Regions from separate parts of the Homo sapiens genome. Here region 1 is linked to region 2. Evidence: chromatin contacts called from ENCODE Hi-C or POLR2A ChIA-PET data. All regions are on one chromosome and are shown on one strand. Each heading gives the region's core, a stretch centred on a gene start or an enhancer-like site at or near the end of the contact. The rest is flanking DNA. Distances are from core to core; before and after follow the strand shown.

Evidence for each region. Hi-C counts contacts between places; a loop is a spot of excess contacts on that map. ChIA-PET counts read pairs that join two places held with the same protein, here RNA polymerase II (POLR2A). Pooled maps may share reads with other maps.
Region 1: a loop to region 2 is called in a pooled map, with 2.3 times the contacts of the local background. The contact joins two enhancer-like sites. A Hi-C loop is called at or near these places in 2 of 50 pooled maps. POLR2A ChIA-PET finds 5 or more read pairs at or near these places in 2 of 52 experiments (A549 and AG04450).

What each region holds. Positions count from the first base shown.
Region 1 is chr20:62,378,375-62,384,812 of GRCh38, forward strand. LOC105372708 (a long non-coding RNA gene) reads right to left here and starts at 453. Exons shown (of 2, transcript XR_936966.4): 1 at 1-453. RefSeq lists enhancers at 1-236, 2,910-3,590, 4,643-4,822. Within about 2 kb of position 4,502, at least 6 of the 41 ENCODE cell types and tissues checked have a DNase peak (open chromatin) inside an H3K27ac peak, as active enhancers do.
Region 2 is chr20:62,273,152-62,279,928 of GRCh38, forward strand. OSBPL2 (oxysterol binding protein like 2) reads left to right here. Exons shown (of 14, transcript NM_144498.4): 6 at 158-255; 7 at 6,006-6,188. Among named protein-coding and RNA genes, the nearest start is that of ADRM1, 26 kb to the right of the region's middle. RefSeq lists an enhancer at 5,782-6,282. Within about 2 kb of position 3,405, at least 5 of the 41 ENCODE cell types and tissues checked have a DNase peak (open chromatin) inside an H3K27ac peak, as active enhancers do.

The DNA of each region.
Region 1 (6,438 bases), core at 3,252-5,751, 110 kb after region 2:
GCCCGACGCTCTCAGAAGCAGCTGGGATGGGCTCGGGGAGGTGGGGGTGGAGCAGGAGTCCCAGCCGCCTTCCTCTGGGGCCCATCCCAGGCTCCCGGCTGGGCGCCAGCAGGGCTCCAGAAATGAGGGGGCCTCACACCGTTGCCTCTGGACGTGCCGTGCCCGAAATCCCGCCATTCCCACTGGGCATGCCGGGCCCTCGAATCCTCCATGACTCCAGGGAAGCGACTCCGTCCCGCTTGGCCTCAGTCACTGCTCTGTCAATGGGATGATAACTGCCCTTCCCGCAGGCTGCCATGGGGTCTCTGCGTGGCCCCAGCAGGTGCCAGGCTGCTGGTCAGGACCCCTCGTGGGCCTCCCAGGAGGTGGCTCCTCTCAGGTCACAGTTCACAGGTGGAAGGATGGAGCCTGCTGATGATGGCTCTCCAGGCCCTGCTGTCCTGCCCTGGCACTGGGGAACTTGTTCCATGGAGCCCTGCATCCGGCCGGCCACTCCCTTCCCATGCCTGCTTGCTGGCTTAGACATTCTGCACATTTCCCAGAGGGCAGGAGGAGCTAGGCCCCGAGAGCCAGTCCCAGGCCCCTTCCTGGACACATAGGCAGACAGAGGTGGCTAATTTTCTTTTTCTTTTCTTTTCTTTTTTTTTTTTTGAGACGAGTCTCACTCTGTCGCCCAGGCTGGAGTGCAGTGGTGCGATCTCCACTCACTGCAAGCTCCGCCTCCTGGGTTCCCACCATTCTCCTGCCTCAGCCTCCCGAGTAGCTGGGACTACAGGCGCTCACCACCACGCCCGGCTAATTTTTTGTATTTTTAGTAGAGACGGGGTTTCACAATGTTAGCCAGGATGCTCTTGATCTCCTGACCTCGTGATCCGCCCCCGTCAGCCTCCCAAAGTGCTGGGACTACAGGCGTGAGCCACCGCGCCCGGCTAATTTTTTGTATTTTTAGTAGAGACGGGGTTTCACCGTGTTAGCCAGGATGGTCTCGATCTCCTGACCTCATGATCTGCCCCCGTTGGCCTCCCAAAGTGCTGGGATGACAGGCGTGAGCTACCGCGCCCAGCCAGAGGTGGCCCATTTTCAGTAGGAAAACAGCAGCAAAAGTAAAAGTTAGTTTTTCTCTGTGTCTGCAGGTGCACCCCGTGTGGACGCGACACTGCCTTTGCATAGTGCACCCCTCACGGTGTCCCTGGCAGTCCCTTTCCCTGTGGATCCTCCCCTCCACCCACGGTGAAGGAGGAACGGTCCTGCCTCCAAATGGGAAAACTGAGGCTCAGGGAGGAGAAGGGCCGGGTGTGTGTGGAGGTGGCACCAGAAACAGGCCTGATTCCCAGGTCTCTGCCTTAATTACGGTGCTGCCCTGGCTCCGGAATGCTGGGGCCTGGGGTCAGAAGTTGGCCTGGAGGCCGGGTGCGGTGGCTCACGCCTGTAATCCCAGCACTTTGGGAGGCCGAGGTGGGCGGACCACCTGAGGTCGGGAGTTCGAGACCAGCCTGACCAACATGGAGAAACCCCATCTCTACTAAAAAAAAAAAAAATACAAAATTAGCCAGGCGTGGTGGCACATGCCTGTAATCCCAGCTACTAGGGAGGCTGAGGCAGAAGAATCGCTTGAACCCGGGAGGCGGAGGTTGCGGTGAGCCAAGATCGCGCCATTGCTCTCCAGCCTGGGCAACAAGAGCAAAACTCCAGCTAAAAAAAAAAAAAAAAAAAAATTGGCTAGGCATGGTGGCGGGTGCCTGTAGTCCCAGCTACTCGAGAGGCTGAGACAGGAGAATGATGTGAACCAGGGAGGTGGAGCTTGCAGTGAGCCGAGATCACGCCACTGCACTCCAGCCTGGGGGACAGAGCGAGACTTCGTCTTAAAAAAAAAAAAGCCGGGTGTGGTGGCTTATGCGTGGTGGCTCATGCCTGTGATCCTGGCACTTTGGGAGGCCGAGGCGGGCGGATCACGAGGTCAGGAGATCGAGACCATCCTGGCTAACATGGTGAAACTCTGTCACTACTAAAAATACAAAAAATTAGCTGGGCGTGGTGGCGGGCACCTGTAGTCCCAGGTACTTGGGAGGCTGAGGCAGGAGAATGACGTGAACCAGGGAGGCGGAGCTTGCAGTGAGCTGAGATCGTGCCACTGCACTCCAGCCTGGGGGACAGAGCGAGACTCTGTCTCAAAAAAAAAAGAAGTTGGCCTGGAGCCGAGACTGGGGATCCGTCTATGCTGGGGTCAGAGGTCAGCTTGGGCCCAGGTCAGGATACAGGCCCACAGGTCCCGGGTGGGGACAGACCCCAGTCTCTGCCCCAGGTGGGCCTGGTCCTGGAGGCAGAGTGGGCCTTGCTTCTGGTCTCCCCTTCAGCTTCCTTTCTTTGAACCAGTTTGGCTGAGCTGGCCTGGCGCCTGGCCAGCGTGGGAGCCCTTGGTGTGTCCACTGGGATGGAAGTGCCTCTTTTCCTGTCATTTGGCTCAGATTTCAGCCAGCCCCCAGGAGGTGTGGGGAGAGGACTTCTCCGGGTCTCCCTGCTGGGTCAGCCTGTACTCCAGGGAGACTCACGGTGGGACCCAGTACCCAGTGCCCAGGCCCGGCCAGCCCAGCCCCTCTGCCTGTCTTCACCATGTCCTGGAAAGGGGCATGAGGAGCCTCTGGGGAGGGGGGTGGGGAAGGTACCCTGGACCCCCAGGCTCTGACCCAGTGCCTGCCGTGACCACAGGGGTGGGACCTTCAGGATCTGGGCACTTTCTCATAGGTAGGTTCTCCCTCAATGTAAAAATTCTAAAGTCTCATCAAGTAAAATAAATTCAAAAAACAAAATAGTAAAGTGAGTTAAAGTAAAACTGAATGGCACGAAATGGAAAGATGCGCTGGCCCAACACTCCCAGGGTCCCTGTGACAAATGCCGTGACAGTCTCCAGGGCTCCCGGGCAGCTGGGCCTCCCCCTCACGTTGGTGACCTCACTTAAGCCTCTGCAAACCTGGGGCGGGGCTGTTACTGCCTCTGTCTCTCCAAGACGAGAGGATGTCGAGTCATGGCTTAGGAGGCAGTGCCCCAGGAATCCCCTGACAGCTCATGGCCAGGTCCGTGTTCTCCCCACACCCCATAAGTCCCACTCTGAGGCTGGCTATCGTAGCCTTCACCCAAGAGCGGGTTCTATCTGGGGCAGGAGTGGGGGCTGGTGGCTGTAGCTCAGTGTCGGGCTCGCTGCAGGAGAAGGCCCATCCCACGGCCCTGACCTGCCACTCACCCGGACACCCACCTCCCTGGCCTGGAAGGAGGATTTCCTTGTTCTGGGCTTGTTCCCTTCTACACACAATGCATTTGGGGCTGGCCTGGGCCCTGCTTGGCCCAGAAACAGCTGCTCTGGGAAGGAGGAGGGAGGCTCTTCTCCCAGCCCGCACCACAGCATGTCTGAGAACATGTTTACCTGCCTGTGAGGTGAGCCTGAAGGAGGGGCTGGAGAGCAGAGCCAGGGCTGTTGTGCACAGATACCTGCCCAGGCATCCTGAATAGGGGCCCGTGTGAGATTGGGGTGGCTATAGTGTGGCCTCCTGAGTCAACAGCCCCAAATCCAGACCTAGTCTTGTGATCTTGGGCATAATAACGATGACAATGATGGTGGTGACGATGGTGGTTATGATGATGATGGTGACAATGACAATGTTGATAATGGTGATGATGGTGATGATGGTGACAGTGTGTTGGTGGTGATGGTGGTTGTGATGGTGACGATGATGGTGGATATGACGGTGATAGTGAAGATGATGGTGAAGATGATGATGATGGTGATGACAATGGTGGTGACGATGATACTGACAGTGATGATGGTGATAGACAATCATGACAATAATGATAGTGATGATGATGGTGGTGATGATAGTGGTGATGGTGATGATGGTGGTGGTGATGATAGTGATAGTGATGGCGATGGTGGTGATGGTGACAATGATGGTAGTAGCAATGATGATGGTGATGATGGTGAGTGTTAGTATGCTGGGTGCCACACCTTTTTCTGAGCACTGGACAGGCATTGGTTTGTTGAAAGCAGCCAACTGCAGCACGGCTGGGTGGCTCCATGACAGTCGCTTTACTTTACAGCTAGAGGGAGAAGCAGCTAAGGAATTTGTGCCAGGTCACACTGCTAAAGAGGCACAAACCTGGGGTGACACTGGCAGTCAAAGTTATATATAGCAATTGCGGGGCAGAAGCAGGTGTGAGTGTGCTCTCAGGTGGATGCAGGGGCACTCAGAGACCCTGACTGGGATCACCCTGCAAAGGCAGCAACTGCTCTGAGCCGCTGGGGGCTGCTCTAGGATTCTGCAAAAAAGGCTCAGGCCGACGGTGTCTTCGAGTGCTAGGTCCTCCTGCCTCCTCAATCCCTCCTTCACACCTGCCCTCTGGCCCTTTCCCACGAGACCCACTGGAGGCCCAGTAAACAACTTACTGTACAGACAGCGGGTGGAGGGATGGAGGGGAGGGGCTCAGCTCCCTTCAGCCAGCCCCGTCCCTGCTCCAGCACTGCTCTCAGACACCACCTAGTGGCTTCTGGGGACAGTGCTGGTGGCCCCAAGCCTCCTGACAGGTAAGCAGTGCCACCTCCTCTGCAGGCCCCTGGAGGCTCTCCTGATGGAGCGACCCAGACGGCTTCCCTCGGGAGGACACTCCCCTCTCTGTTTTGGGGGTCTGCGATTTTGTACAGAAGGTTTTCTTAAAGAAGTGCTCATCCAGATTTCGTGGGCTCAGGAGATTTAGGTTGCAGAGGTTTCCCTTGAAGAACTCAGCCTTGGAGACCCGGCGCCCAGAGAGCGGACTTCAAGCTTTGTGTGAGTGAGTGCGTCCTAGAGTCTTGCCAAATAGCACCTATAGTCTCTGTAAAATTTTTGAGCTATAATTGATGCAAAATAAAATCCACTTTTTAAAGGATACAATTTGACGTTTTGACTTTTTTTTTTAAGACAGAGTCTTGCTCTGTCGCCCAGGCTGGAGTGCAGTGGCGTGATCTGAGCTCACTGCAAACCTCCGCCTCCCAGGTTCACGCCATTCTCCTGCCTCAGCCTCCTGAGTAGCTGGGACTACAGGAGCCCGCCACCATGCCCGGCTAATTTTTTGTATTTTTAGTAGAGACGGGGTTTCACCATGTTAGCCAGGATGATCTCGATCTCCTGACCTTGTGATCCACCTGCCTTGGCCTCCCAAAGTGCTGGGATTACAGGCATGAGCCACCGCACCTGGCCAATGTTTTGACTTTTATATGCAACTGTGAAACCATTGCCATCATCAAGACAGCATATACCTCCCATCACTCCCCGCGTTTCCTGTGTGTGTCTGTAATCCCATCATCAAGACAGCATATACCTCCCATCACTCCCTGCGTTTCCTGTGTGCGTCTGTAATCCCACTTGCTCACCACCCCACCCCAGGCAACCACCAACATGATTCCTGTCAGTTTTGATTGGTTTGCATTTTCTAGAGTTTATACAAATAAAATCACACAGTATGCTGTCTTTCGAGGGGGACGTACCATTATTTATCCATCTGCCTGTTGGTGTATGTGTGGATTGTTTCCATTTTTGGCTATGACACATAAAGCCTCGATGAACATTTCAGTACCAGTCTCCGAATGGACATATGTTTTCTTTCCTTTTTTTTTTTTTTTTTGAGACGGAGTCTCGCTCTGTCGCCCGGGCTAGAGTGCAGTGGCGAGATCTCGGCTCACTGCAACCTCTGCCCAACGGGTTCAAGTGATTCTCCTGCCTCAGCCTCTCCAGTAGCTGGGATTACAGGCGTGCACCATCAGGCCCAGCTAATTTTTGTATTTTTAGTACAGACAGGGTTTTGCCATGTTGGCCAGGTTGGTCTCCAACTCCTGACCTCAGGTGACCCACCCGCCTTGGCTTCCCAAAGTGCTGGGATTACAGGAGTGAGCCACTGCACCCAGCCTGGATACAGGTCTTTTATCAGATACAGGTTTTGAAAATATTTTCTGCCAGTCTGTGGCTTTCTTTCTTTCCTTCCTTTCTCTCTCTTTTTTTTTCTGGGTCTCCTGTCACCCAGGCTGGAGTTCTGTGGCATGATCATGGCTCATTGTAGCCTCCACCTCCTGGCTCAACTGATCCTCCCACCTCGGCCTCCTGAGCATCTGAGACTACAGACACACACCACTACATCCGGCCAATTTTTAAATTTTTTTGTAGAGGGGTTTCACCATGTTGCCCAGGCTGGCTGGCCTCAGACTCCTGAGGTCAAGCAATTGCCTGCCTCAGCCTCCCACAGTGCTAGGGTTACAGGCATGAGCCATCACTCCTGGCCTCTAATCTGCTTTTTTTGATGTGTCTTTGTCTGATTTGGGTATCAGGATAATACCGGCCTCATAAAATGATTGGAAGCATTCCCTCCTCCTCTATTTTTTGGAATAGTTTCAGTAGGATTGGTATTAGTTCTTTAAAA
Region 2 (6,777 bases), core at 2,155-4,654:
CCTATAATCTCAGACACACTGCTCGGGGAAAACTGAAAACGCACACGGAACAAATAGTGACAGAAACCAGGTGCCCACCGCCCTCCACAAGAGGCCATCTTCTCCAGCGCGTTTCCTAACTGAAGCTGTGCCTGTCCCCCCCGTGGATTATTTACAGTCTGTGGCTGCTTTTGCTGTTTCGGCTGTGGCTTCCCAGTGGGAGAGGACCGGCAAACCATTTAATCCACTCTTGGGAGAAACGTATGAATTAATCAGGTAAGGGGGGAAAGGCCCATCATAAATATCTTGTAAATGGAATTCCTTGGATGACAGATAAGTTTGATTCTTTCACTAGCATTGATTCCTCTGCTCTGAGAATAAACTGTTTGAATTAAGAGCTCACGAAAGCGTTTGGATGCTGTAGGCGAGATGTTTCACACACACGGGGTGTTGTGCTAGCGTGCCACGGCGTCTGAGTGAGTGTAAAGCGCTGGCAATGAGATATTTTAGTGTGTTCGACTCAAGCGTGGAGATAGCGCGCACTGTAGACGCTTCCGTGTGTGTGTGCGACGTCTGTGAAATGTGTAGGATTGTTGTGAGCTTCACCGAAAATGGAAATAGGTACTAATGAGCAAAACTAGGCTGTTTCACTAAAGCATTTAGTGAACGCTATTGAAAAAGCAGGTAAATCCAAACACAGGAATGATTGCAAAGAGGAGCTTCACTCCCAAGGCCACGTTTGCCACCACAGCCTCCCCAGAGTTTTAGGAAGGGTCAGACGGCTCTGGCCAAGGGAGAGTTAACCAGACCACGCCTCATCTCCAGACATCCCTGAAACTTCTTCCTATGGAACTTTCTTCTAGGCAGCGTTGCCATCCCTTCCTAGAGTCTCCCCAGCTTCCCTCCTGTCTCTGGTGGCCCTCACCTCACAGACGTGAGACTGACTCCAAGTCCTAGAACTCTGACCCCAGAGGTCCAGCCGGGCCCCAGATCCGTTGTTTGTGGCTGGGCCTCTGGAAGGACTGGTTGGGGTTCTCTTCACCCACCTGGTTGCCCTGGGGACTGCTGTGGTTATTCACAGAATCATCCTGGGATTCTGCCCAGGTGACAGTGCCCACCCACACCAACAAATGAAGTCAAAAGCAGGCCAGACCATGGCATGTATGTGGCAGTGTGGTAATTCCTCAGCCATTGAGCAGCCTGGCTGGGGCTCCGGGGAGCTGTGGATGAGAGGGATGTGGGTGGCTTCCTTCAGGGCCGTTTGGTGATGTCTAAAATGATTTTTATTCCACTGCCCGTGGACCCCGTCATTCTCTTGTAGATGCATGCAGGTGCCCATGGGCAGATGTGTAGGGAGAGTCAGCAGAGCACAGTTCAGCTGCTGTCTCTGTGACAGGGCTAAGCTGTGGTTCTGAAGGAGGGAGGGGCAGGGCACTCTCGCTGCACCCTTCAGTCTTCCGACTGTCGAGGTAGCCCAGCACACAGAGCTCACTCTGGGAAGAAGGAGCTTGCTGGTGGGACACCCTTCACTCTTCTGACTGTCAGTGGAGCCCAGCACACAGAGCTCGCTCCGCCTGCCTGGGGAGAAGGAGCTGGAGGGGCGTGGGTGGTTATCTAGACAAGTCTGCTGTGCAGAATGCAAGCTGTTTGCCACAGGCTGCTGGGCTGCACGCCTCCCTGCCCAGGAACAGAGTGCAGACGGGAGGGAAGGCGGGCTCCTTTATCATCTTGTTTTATTATTTTTCTGTGAAAAAGGGAGTTGAGCCAAAACAATTAGCCTCTTATTTGGATTCTGGGTTAGTTGAGATTCTGTTGGGTTATTTTATTATGAAGTCTGTTTGTTTTTTTAATTACGAGAGAGTGCTCTTTATAGAAAATGTGTAACATTGAGAAAGGTAGAAAAGATGAATCAGGCATAATCCCATACAAGACAATAGCTGGCTGGGCTCACGCCTGGAATACCTGCAACTCAGGAGGCGAGGCAGGAGCATCACTTGAGCCCAGGAGTTCAGTTACAGTGACCGTGCCACTGAACTCTAACCTGGACTACAGAGCCAGACCGTGTCTCTTTAAAAAAAATGAGAGGAACTGTCAGCATTTTGTTAGACTTTCTTTTGTGTGTGTTTCAAAATATGATAATTTAATTTGTATCCCTTTTTAACATGTCATAATTTTCCTGTGACATTAAAAACTTTTTCTAAATTAGAGTGTTTCATCGATTCTAAGACGCCTTGTTCACGTGGCAGCACTTCTACATGTCAGTTTCTTGTTCCTTTTTTTTTTTTTGAGACGAGGTCTCACTCTGTCGCCCAGGCTGAAGTTCAGTGACATGATCACGGCTCACTGTAGCCTCGACCTCCTGCCTTAACCTCCTGGATATGATCACAGCTCACTGTAGCCTCGACCTCCTGGGCTCAAGTTATCTTCCCACCTCAGCCTCCCAAGTAGCTGGAACTACAGGCGTGCGCCACCATGCCCAGCTAATTTTTGTATTTTCAGTAGAGACAGGGTTTTGCTGTGTTGCCCAGGCTGCTCTTGAACTCCTGAGCTCAAGTGATCTGCCTCCCTCAGCCTCCCAAAGTGCTAGGATTACAGGTGTGAGCCTCTGTGCCCAGTCCAAGTCATAGTTTCATTTGCAGCATTTTTTTCTTTCTTTCATAAAATAATGGTGTGCAGTGCAATGAATGGCATCTTGGGTTCCAAGAAGTGCAGTTCCTTTGAAACTTAAGGCCGCTGTTTTGGGGCCCTTTATTGTATTTTATGTGTTATTAATGATTGAGAATTTTTTTTTTTTTTTGAGACGGAATCTCCATTGGTTGCCCAGGCTGGAGGGCAGTGGCATGATCTCCACTCGCTGCAACCTCCGCCTGCTGGTTCAAGCAATTCTCCTGATTCTCCGCCTCAGCTTCCTGAGTAGTTGGGATTACAGGTGCACGCCACCAGGCCCGGCTAATTTTCGTGTTTTCAGTAGAGACAGGGTTTCACCTTGTTGGCCAGGCTGGTGTCGAACTCCCAACCTCAGGTGATCTGCCCACCTTGGCCTCCCAAAGTGCTGGGATTACAGGCGTGAGCCACCACGCCTGGCCATGATTGAGATTTTTATCAATAGTGAGCAAATGGTTGTGGGATTTGGTTTGCTTCAGATGGACTCTTTTCCAGTGTGTAAAGAGTTTAAAAGTGCGTGCCCATGTTTGTCCTAGAAGGTGTGTCAGCACTGCCTGTCAGACCATTTTGGGAGGATGCGTTGTTAGTAGTACAAGCTTTCCTGCACTTCTGTATATAAATCACTATGCAGTTTGGAGAAGCAACATAAATGTCACAGCTTCAAATTCTAATCTGTTCCTGGCTCATCCTGGCTGGGTCAGCTGCTGGTCCTTACCCACATGCTGCCCGTGCGTGAATGCCAACTTTGTGTTTTTTGTCTGATTTAGAAGTTGGCTGGCACTGGGCAGCCGAGCACCTGTTCTCAAGATGTCATTGCCTTTGAGCAAGTAGGACTAGTTTGGACAGAGTGTGGCGTGGTGACAGCAGGGTCCAGCAGGCAACTGTCGGTCTTGGCACAAGCTGCAGGGAGCAGCCCTGCTTCTGCTTCTGGGAAAGGGGAGGCTGAGGCCTGGACAAGGGAAAGACTGGCCACGAGAACCACTTGTGAGGGAGTCTTCTGTTCTGAATTCATGTAGAGTGTGCTTCCTTTTCTAGATATTTCTCTTGAGCAGTATTCCTGTTGCTGCCTGCCAGCCTTCTCGTCCTCTGGTCAGCGTGCTGTGCCACTGTCAGAGGCATTGACGGGATTGGCTCTTAAAAAATTATTAAAATGTCTTGAAAAAGATAAATCAGGCCGGGCGTGGTGGCTCACGCCTGTAATCCCAGCACTTTGAGAGGTTGAGGTAGGCAGATTGCCTGAGGTCAGGAGTTCGAGACTAGCCTGGCCGACATGGTGAAACCTCGTTTCTGCTAAAAAATACAAAAAATTAGCCGGGCGTGGTGGCGGGTGCCTGTAATCCCAGCTACTCGGGAGGCTGAGGCTGGAGAATCACTTGAACCTGGAGGCGGAGGTTGCAGTGAGCCGAGATCACGCCACTGCACTCCAGCCTGGGCGACAGAGATTTTGAGATTCCATCTCAAAAAAAGAAAAAGAAAAAGATAAATCAGAAGAGGAAAGAAGTTCTAGATGATAGAGAAGAAGCCTTGTGGGTGAAAGGAATGCAAGCCGCCTGGGCTGGGTAGAGCGGGGCGTGCCGCCAGCACCCTTCCCCAGGGGCTGCACCCGGGGCCGGAGCTCCTGCTGCACAGCCAGAAGCAAGCTATGCACCTTCGCAACGCCGAGACACGTCGTCTGTCATGAGTTCACTTCCAGATCGTCCTTGCCAGTGTCTGCCATGTGCTGTGTGTCTGTGAGACCCTGGCAGTCTGTCAGGTTAGGGGCCATGGACGTGGACCAAGTCCTTTCCTGATACCCTGGATCCCTACAGATCCCTTGTTATAGCTAAAAATACACATTCTTTTCTCAGACAAGTATTCATTTTGTAAATTACATACCTTGGTAGTCAACCTTTTAAAATCTAATTTTTCAACTTTCTTTCTTCTGTAATGATTGGAAATTCTGATTCCAGTTAAGTTGGTAATTATGTGGTTTAGCTTTTCTAATTTTTAATGACTACAACTGTAGGTGTATTCACAGTTCCGGAACAATTAAAAGCTGACATTTTGATTGAAAAAGAGAGTACACTAAAAATCCTGTTCCTGGACAGGAGTATTTTGGGGTATAAGCCATTCCATCTCGGAAATTTCAGGGGCCTTGTAGAAAGACAAGGAAGGGGCACCCCCTTCAGAAAGGGTTTAGGGTCCTGAGTTCCTGGGCAATGGGAGTCCCTCGGGGTTGAGGGTTTGGAGTCAGAGGTGTGTAAGGATTGCTTCTCCACCTGCGTCTCTGGGTACCTCTAGCCAGACACTGCTGTGGCTCAGGTGGAGAGCAAGCGGGGCATCAGGGTGGAGGCCTCTCCTGCACCATTGCGCTCTCTGGGTGGGTCAGATGTGCTCTGGAAGCCATGTGTGTGTGTGTCTGTTGCCAGCGTTAGGCCAAGTGCGATGTCATGTTTGTGTGTGTGTCTGTTGCCAACGTTAGGCCGAGTGCGATGTCATGTTTGTGTGTGTGTCTGTTGCCAGCGTTAGGCCAAGTGCGATGTCGTGTTTGTGTGTGTGTCTGTTGCCAACATTAGGCCAAGTGCGATGTCGTGTTTGTGTGTATGTCTGTTGCCAACATTAGGCCAAGTGCGATGTCATGTTTGTGTGTGTGTTGCCAACGTTAGGCCAAGTGTGATGTCATGTTTGTGTGTGTGTCTGTTGCCAACATTAGGCCAAGTGCGATGTCATGTTTATGTGTGTGTTGCCAACGTTAGGCCGAGTGCGATGTCATGTTTGTGTGTGTGTCTGTTGCCAACGTTAGGCCGAGTGCGATGTCATGTTTGTGTGTGTGTCTGTTGCCAATGTTAGGCCAAGTGCGATGTCATGTTTGTGTGTGTGTTGCCAACGTTAGGCCAAGTGCAATGTCATGTTTGTGTGTGTGTGTCTGTTGCCAACATTAGGCCAAGTGCGATGTCATGTTTGTGTGTGTGTTGCCAACGTTAGGCCGAGTGCGATGTCATGTTTGTGTGTGTGTTGCCAACGTTAGGCCGAGTGCGATATCGTGTTTGTGTGTGTGTCTGTTGCCGTTAGGCCGAGTGCGATGTCATGTTTGTGTGTGTGTTTGTTGCCAACGTTAGGCCAAGTGCAATGTCATGTTTGTGTGTGTGTGTCTGTTGCCAACGTTAGGCCAAGTGCGATGTCATGTTTGTGTGTGTGTCTGTTGCCAACGTTAGGCCAAGTGCAATGTCGGAGAGGTGGTGTTGGGTGTTTCCGCCACATGTTGTGGCATGGAGGGCCCCTGCTTCCCAGCGTCCTGTGAGGGGCTCCACATGATGTCTGAGCTGCCCTTTCTTTTATTTTGCTGCCATTAATGTGTCTCTCTTTTTTATTCTTTGACCTAGGGAAGATTTAGGATTCAGATTTATATCGGAACAGGTCAGTCACCACCCCCCCATCAGTGCGTTCCACTCGGAAGGTCTCAACCATGACTTCCTGTTCCATGGCTCCATCTACCCCAAGCTCAAGTTCTGGGGCAAAAGCGTGGAGGCGGAGCCCCGAGGCACCATCACCCTGGAGCTGCTCAAGTGAGTGTCGGTGCGTCCTGCTGAGATCCGCTTCCTGCAGAAACTGAAATGGGTGCTGGTGATGTGGAGGGAAAGCTTCCTTCAGGAGGAAACCCTGTCATTTTTCTCCTGAGGTGGGGACCTCCCCACAGCAGAAACGTCTTCAGATGAGCTTCCTGACCAGGGTCCCGTGTTGCTGGGGTGCGTCCTCACGTCTGCAGTTGGAATTCGCCCCCCTTTCGGTCACATCATTCATTGTATGACCAGGGTCCCATGTTGCTGGGGTGCATCCTCACGTCTGCAGTTGGAACTCACCCCGCTTTCCGGCATCATTCATTGTATTTCTTGTCTTTTGCTGCATAACTGTCCCAAACTTAGCAGCTTCCACACCAGGCTGGCAGGTGTCTGAGGGCCGGGGACCGTGAGGTTGCGGTGGCAATGAGGGTTGGGTTGCCCATGGCGCCTGTGTCCTGGCTCCCCTTCTGGGCTGCTTGCTGCAGGGCACTGCCTCCCACAGGGGGAGAGAGCTGAGAAGGAAGCCAGGGAAGTGGCCCTTTGCACACTCCCCCACCCTGTGCTCATGTGGCAGGGGTGACTTAGGGTTGGAATT